2 separate regions of the Homo sapiens genome follow, and region 1 is linked to region 2. A link is an interaction called in ENCODE POLR2A ChIA-PET data of the cell type or tissue named here. Cell type or tissue: GM12878. All regions are shown on one strand.

Evidence for each region. ChIA-PET counts read pairs that join two places held together with the same protein. Peaks named below come from ENCODE experiments on the same cell type or tissue, not always from the same donor. Only the 100,000 strongest peaks of a DNase experiment are listed, where the experiment ranks them.
Region 1: POLR2A ChIA-PET joins it to region 2 with 5 read pairs; 2 of 35 experiments call an interaction of 5 or more read pairs at or near these places.

What each region holds. Positions count from the first base shown.
Region 1 is chr7:120,334,918-120,338,917 of GRCh38, forward strand. The region is part of intron 1 of KCND2 (potassium voltage-gated channel subfamily D member 2); the gene reads left to right. Among named protein-coding and RNA genes, the nearest start is that of KCND2, 64 kb to the left of the region's middle. In GM12878, a CTCF peak has its summit at 2,554 (motif pointing right); no DNase peak of the experiment used is centred here.
Region 2 is chr7:120,274,629-120,278,628 of GRCh38, forward strand. KCND2 (potassium voltage-gated channel subfamily D member 2) reads left to right here. Exons shown (of 6, transcript NM_012281.3): 1 at 1-1,119. The coding sequence starts at 5. Among named protein-coding and RNA genes, the nearest start is that of KCND2, 3.5 kb to the left of the region's middle. In GM12878, no CTCF peak of the experiment used is centred here; no DNase peak of the experiment used is centred here; H3K4me3 peaks cover 2,272 bases; H3K27ac peaks cover 256 bases.

The DNA of each region.
Region 1 (4,000 bases), 60 kb after region 2:
ATGGTTCAGTAATCCATTCTCCAACATGGATAGGACAAGCACCGGATGTGGAGATGACACCATGAAGAGTACAGCTTGACCATGTTAAGTCTGTCAAGTCTTACTCGCATCCCCACTGAAGAGGAAAAGGCTAGGAGAATAAAATTGAGTTTAAAAAGTAATCCTGGCTGGGCGTGATGGCTCACACCTGTAATCCCAGCACTTTGGGAGGCCAAGGTGGGTGAATTACCTGAGGTGAGGAGTTTGAGACCAGACTGCAACATGGTGAAACCCCGTCTCTACTAAAAATACAAAAATTAGCTGGGCGTGGTAGTGCATGCCTGTAGTCCTAGCTACTCTGGAAGCTGAGGCAGAAGAATCACTTGAACCCAGGAGGCAGAGGTTGCAGTGAGAATATGCCACTGCACTCCAGCCTGGGCGACAGAGCAAGACTCTATCAAAAAAAAAAAAAAAAAAAAAGAAGGATAGGAACCATATAAATGAACCTGATAGCAGGCCTTGGTTTGTCCATGGCTTGCTTTATTTATTTATTTATTTATTTACTTACTTACTTATTTATTTATTTATTTATTTATTTATTTATTTATTAGACAGAGTCTCGCTCTGTCGCCCAGGCTGGAGTGCAGTGGTGCGATCTTGGCTCACTGCAAGCGCCACCTCCGGGTTCACGCCATTCTCCTGCCTCAGCCTCCTGGGTAGCTGGGACTACAGGCGCCCCCCACCACGCCTGGCTAATTTTTTGTATTTTTAGTAGAGATGGGGTTTCACCGTGTTAGCCAGGATGGTCTCAGTCTCCTGACCTTGTGATCCACCTGCCTCGTCCTCCCAAAGTGTTGGGATTACAGGCGTGAGCCACCGCGCCCGGCTGGCTTTTTTAAAGAAAAAATATTTCTTCCTTTTCTTCCCTGGCAGCAATAGTATGGCGATTGCCATTTACAAGTAAAACTTCACCAAACTTTTTACACTAGAAACACAGATTAATTACTAGGTTCTTTTAAATATTTTTTTTCTAGTATGCTCAAATACTTAATCAAACTTAGGAAAGAACAAATAAGCAATATCACAAATAATATTGCATAAGGAGTAAAAACATTCTAATGCAAAAACTCAAAACCATAATTCCTAATTTTTTTGGCTAACCATTATTTTTTAAGGTGGGATAAACATATAGTTATATATTTTTTCTTTTAAAAAAATTTTCATCACAGGAATTAGTCGGAAGTAACCAAACGCACTGCTCAAGAATATTGTAGAATTTATTTAAGGGCAATGTTGATAGCTAAATCAGATTATGTCTATAGACATTTTCAAATCTGAGCATCCTTGGTTCTGTTAATAATTACCCCGCTTTCGCAGTCCCAATCTCTTAAATTTGGGATTTTCTGAAGATTGTTCATATTGTCATCCAATTTGAAAATGCCAACTTCTCTTTTTATTTTTCTTTTTAGGGTCATATATGTTTTAGAGTGGGCTTTTTCCAAGTCTCTTGACACGGTCCATCTTGTGATTGCATGTGTAACTTCTTCCTTATGAAGACATTGTTTTTTGAAGCCAGGTTCCGTATATTATAGAGTTGAATTTTATTAGCATTTATTACTTTATTAGTATAGGGATGTAGATAGTAGCTATAGTATTTATTTTATAAATGGATAAATAATTACATAAACCATTTGGATTTTAAGTTTTAATGAAGCCAGTAAAGTCCTTCTCCATGTAGAGATAGCATTATTCCAGTTCTTTGCTGATTATCTTTCTGAAAATAAAATCAGTTTTTCTAATGGTAGAAGCCCAAAAGAGATGAGAAAAAAAAATCACTTTTATGTGTACAGACATAAGGGTGCATACATATCAGCTAGGATGTGTGTTAAAATCCTCAAATAAGTGGAAGATTAAAGGAAAAGCCCAAATCAGTGTTTTTAGAAGGATCTCTAGGAGGCCACTCTCTTGAACCCTAAAACACTAAAATTAAATTTTAAAAAACTGGTCTAATAAATTAGTTTCTCTCCATCATGGCTTTGTTTACAACTTAAGCTCTCTATCTCCACCTGAAAGGGAAGATTGACTATACAAAAAATTTAGTTAACTTTTGTTTGGCTTTTTTTTTCTTGGAAAATTCATATGACAAGTAAAACAAAGAAAAATAATAGAAGCCTCTCCACGTATGTAACTTTAAGGTTTCTCACAATTTCGAGAGCTTGTCATGCTACAAGGTGAAAGTCATTCCTTTAAAAAAAGTATACGATTTAATTTTGAAACAAGAGGAACTGGATAATATTGTTTTTCACCACCTAGAAAACCAAATAAGATTCTTTTTATTTATTTAGTCTTTGCAAATAGGTAATTTAACACATTCAGTATATTGTGAAAGAATTGCCATGCAGGTAGTAATTTTGGCAATTGAAGTTGAAGTCATTTTTAAATCTCCTATTCAAGCAAAGATTATCAAACCTAAGATGTATGTAAAAACATCAGGGCCTAGCAAAGATTTTGTTTAGTGAGCCTCTGTCAGCTCAGAGAGTATATAGTGGAGCAGTGTGGAATATTAGAACATTGCCACTAGGGGCAGGAGACCTGGGTTCTGTTAATGAGTAGGTATTTTTAAGACTTTCACTTCTATTTCTCCATTATCAAAACCAGGAGATTGTAATAGACTACAGTAAATTCTCTTCCCATTCTAAAGTCATATATCTGTAACTTTAACTTTCTAGATCAAGAAACTAATAGGTGTATGTGTATAAAGATGCAGGTAAGCCAACACCTGCAAATAACATGTGCATATAATGAAAAATAAGCACAAGTCTAGAAAGAGCAAAAGGAAGAAAGATAATAACTGATTATTCGTTTACAAAAGTTGTAATGAGGTGTGATTATTGTTTTGGAAACAAACTTTATATATTTTCTGACATTGTATCAAGAACTTTCTTCTGAGAAATGATCCTAAGACACTGTATTCTTTTGAAGTTTTAAAAGTTTTTATTGAGCTGCCCAGAAAAAAGTCTGTTTGAACATAATATGCTGACATGGTGCATCAAAAAAGTCAAGCTGTTTTACATTTCAGAGTTTCACAGTGATAAAAATTGTCCTTTTATCCATTAAATATAACATCTTTACACAGGAGAGCTCTGATATGAAGATCTTTAGAAATTTGAGGAGTTAATGGGTACTTAGATGTTTGTTATTCCTGATTGCTGTGCTGTCATTAGGCATCATAATTATGAATATTTCATTGTCTCATGTCATTTTATCACTTTTTAAATTCATTTGTGTCTTAGTGTGGTACGCTAATCACAAGTTCAAAACAACTAAAATATGAAAAACCTTTACAATTCAGACATAGTGTTTGGGTTTTGTTTGTATCCAGTATCTCTTACTTCTCACTAGATAATAGAAAGTACAGTGACTTTTCTAAGTTATATAGCCAATCTTTCCCTGACTTATTTTGGGCTTTGTTTTTTATCTAAATGTTGTACATTTTTGCTTTCATTCTTTTTTAAGGGCTTTGTTTTTTATCTAAATATCGTATGTTTTTGCTTCCATTCTTCAACTATTTAATGTGAAGATAGATTTTTTAAAGCATATTGAAATGGTATTTTGAAGTTAACTATAGAATATTCTACCACGTTCTTTTTTATTATTTTTTGTTTTCTATAGGCCTAGTATTTCTTGGGGATATGATTTTATCAACCGAAATTTTTCTTATAATGAGAAAACTTACAAAATAATTTTAAATTTTAAATTATGTTTTAAATGTTTTGAAGGTTGTCTACATTTATAGACATTTGATATGTTTTTAAATTTATTTTAGTTGTATAATTGTTTTAAATTGTCAGTTAATAAAATAGTTATTTGGTTTATTTGGCAAACATATATTTATATGCACTCATAATTTTCTACAGAGAGTTGGGTGTAGTAAAGAACACTAGTCTACTAGAAAAGAGACCTGGTGTCACATTCTAACCTTGCTACTATCTTTTTTTTTTGAGACAGAGTCTCACTCTGG
Region 2 (4,000 bases):
AATCATGGCGGCGGGGGTGGCAGCGTGGCTGCCTTTTGCAAGGGCAGCGGCTATCGGGTGGATGCCTGTGGCCTCGGGGCCTATGCCGGCTCCCCCGAGGCAGGAGAGGAAAAGGACCCAAGATGCTCTCATTGTGCTGAATGTGAGTGGCACCCGCTTCCAGACGTGGCAGGACACCCTGGAACGTTACCCAGACACTCTACTGGGCAGTTCTGAGAGGGACTTTTTCTACCACCCAGAAACTCAGCAGTATTTCTTTGACCGTGACCCAGACATCTTCCGCCACATCCTGAATTTCTACCGCACTGGGAAGCTCCACTATCCTCGCCACGAGTGCATCTCTGCTTACGATGAAGAACTGGCCTTCTTTGGCCTCATCCCGGAAATCATCGGCGACTGCTGTTATGAGGAGTACAAGGATCGCAGGCGAGAGAACGCCGAGCGCCTGCAGGACGACGCGGATACCGACACCGCTGGGGAGAGCGCCTTGCCCACCATGACTGCAAGGCAGAGGGTCTGGAGGGCCTTCGAGAACCCCCACACCAGCACGATGGCCCTGGTGTTCTACTATGTCACGGGGTTTTTCATTGCCGTCTCTGTCATCGCGAATGTGGTGGAAACAGTGCCGTGCGGATCAAGCCCAGGTCACATTAAAGAACTGCCCTGTGGAGAGCGGTATGCTGTGGCCTTCTTCTGCTTGGACACGGCCTGCGTCATGATCTTCACAGTTGAGTATTTGCTTCGCCTGGCTGCAGCGCCTAGTCGTTACCGTTTTGTGCGTAGTGTCATGAGTATCATCGACGTGGTGGCCATCCTGCCTTATTACATTGGGCTGGTGATGACAGACAATGAGGACGTCAGCGGAGCCTTTGTCACACTCCGAGTCTTCCGGGTCTTCAGGATCTTTAAGTTTTCCCGCCACTCTCAAGGCCTGCGCATCCTGGGGTACACACTGAAGAGTTGTGCCTCAGAATTGGGCTTCTTGCTTTTCTCGCTCACCATGGCTATCATCATCTTCGCTACAGTTATGTTCTACGCAGAGAAGGGGTCTTCGGCTAGCAAGTTCACCAGCATCCCTGCAGCCTTCTGGTATACCATCGTCACCATGACAACACTAGGGTAGGTGCCATAATGGGAAATGGGATGGAGGTTGGGTATGGGTGAGGCGATTGTGGACCCATCGAGGTTACATGGTAACTCCGGGGAAATCATTTGTTTTCTTTCCTGAGTTTAGGAAAGCATTATCTAAATGGTTTGGCAAAACTCTTTTCATCTGTGAAATGGGTATAATACACACGTTGAAGTATTAAGGCATTGCTGGCAAATGTTGATGCCTGAAAGTGATAAAGATACAAAGAAATTTTAGAATTCCTGAATATATGAAAGTAGTAGCAATATTTATATTAATATATAAAAATATGACAATGAAAAACAAAATCTATGCCCTAATAAAGACACAAATATATACAATGTATATTGAAATGTCTATAAAGTGGTTCAATGCATTTAAATGAAAAGTTTCCAGGTATACTTGAACTATTATTTTCATATGAATAGATACTTATGGTGTACATTTTTCCTCTAAGAACCATAATTCCTATTTTACATCGTAATACATAGATTGTAGATGTAATTATCAAAGTATTTTATAATATATATGCACATATTCATATGTATGCACTTTAATTATGGTTGATAGGTTATTCAGTCTTTTAGAATATCAGAGCTGAAACTGATCAACTCTACAATATGCAGTGGAATTAAATTTGCAACATATTTCAAGCTCTAGGTTCATAGTTTCAAAAAAAGAAGCAAAAGACTGTCATCCACACATTTTTTTTTAGAATCTACAGATCCCATCAGGCAATGGGTCCACACCCATTAAATACACATAGAAGATAGAGCAGTATCTGGTAAGATTGATGGTCACCAAGGCTGGCTGTATTATAAAATTTGGGGTCCTAATTTCCTTTTAGAATTTTTTTGTGAATTCTTTTTTGGGGGTATAATGAAGTTCTGCAACCAAAGGGACAAATTTCTGAATTCATGCTGTTGTTTTTAATATACTTTTAGGGCTAGAATTAAGTTTTTTTAGGTAGTAGAGAAAAGGAAAGGAGGCAAATGATTAATAATGTTAAACTGCAGAAAAGTAGCAGCATTTTACATATTAGAGAATCTAATAAAATAAAATGGTTAGATCTTTTTACTTTTATGAGTTCTTAGATAAGCTGGGGAGTGATGTGAGTGCCTTTTCTTCAGCTTTGTGCTACTATTCTTGCATAGGTAATCAGTTTAGTGAGGATTTGGTAATGGCTATAAGAAAAAAGTTATTCCCAAGGCTACTCTTTAAGCTTTGTGTTTTTGGATAATTTAATTGGCTTCTTTAAATGACATTGTGGTTAAAGTCAACTTAATTTTATTAGACATATTGTGTTGTACAGAATTTCTCATGTCATGTGGCCAGCTAATGGAATAGTTTATATATGAAGAATTTTAGGCTAGGTTAAACAAGAAATTGGGGTAAAGAAAAATACAATGATTTATGATTTTTATTTAGTCTCATTTTTTTAAAGACCTACTGGTACATTTAAAAAATGAATTAGTGAAAATCCATGTTCTACTTCTTATATTTCCTTTTTATCTTGTTGGCAAATTTGTGACAGTTTATAAGGATAAGGATGATGCAGAATGCCTTCGCAGTGTAGGTGCTGATTCTTTATCAAAGAGGTTTGTTTTTGTTGTCTTGTCATTTTGTAGCAGGAGATCCTTATTAAGGACAAATGGGTAGTGCAAATCACCATCATGACGTCAAATTAGAAGTACACTTGAATAAAAAAGATTCTGTTTTAATAGGAAGGGAGAACTATTAAAATGAAATACACTTTAAAAATTTGGTATATATGGCTGTGTTTCTTGAGGTATCAGTGAATCATTTTAATGCTATATAGTGTCTATATGATTGAATATAGGTATAAAAAGAATGTTGATGAGAATTCTAATTTCATATAGCTAATAGTTCTATACTAGACTTGAGAAGTTAGCATTATTTTAAAACTTGTTTCTGGAAATGACTTTCCAATTTTTATTTTATTTTGAAGCTTATTTTTGTTTCAAGGAAAATATGAGACAACATTAAACATTAGTGACAATTTTTTATTATGTAAATAAAATACTTAAAAGCACCCATTTTTGAAAATATTTAAGAAATTGAATTATATTGCCTGAGTAAAATCTATGCAGTGGATTTAGTTCACATGTTTCATAGGTAAGTAAGTGGATTAGAAGCATTGAATACACACGCTTTCTCAGAACTTGGAAGCTAAGTGGAAGTTACTTTAAAGACTTAGCTTCACTGAATTTGAACATTTTAATTTTCAGGAAATTAAGCTAATTAATGATCCTGATGGAATAGAGCAGTCATACTTTTAAGATGTGGAAATGTCGATGTAATCAAAATGAGAACATATATGGACACTTGACAAATCATATGCTTTATAATATAACAGAATTTCATAGAAAAATGTCTTTAATTTCTCATCAAAATGTATTATGTATTGTACCCTGAAGAAACAGATTCTTATAAGCCCTGCCTTTTTGGTGCCATCTTTGTGACTCAGTTATTTAATAATACAAAATATTCAATAAAAGCCATTGCCTAACTTTATTGTTTAGGCTGTAGTTCTATACTTAGAGGATGAAGTGTAAGGTGCAAACTTTCTGGGAAATAATAGTTGAAGCCAATATCCAACTATGTCTGAATGATTATCAAGAGTTATCTGAGCTCTTTTTATGGGGCTATTAATTTTAATGGAGCTAAATGTTCTTCAATTAGTGATAATAGAAGTGAAAATGTGATTGTAAACAGTGGTTATTGAAAGTTCCATCTCGTATGAACGTTATCTACATGAGAATAAATAACCAAGAGCTTTGTCATTCAGGACTGGCAGAATCATTTGCAGCTTCTAGAGTATTTTAGACAATATTCAGTTGGTTTTATGAT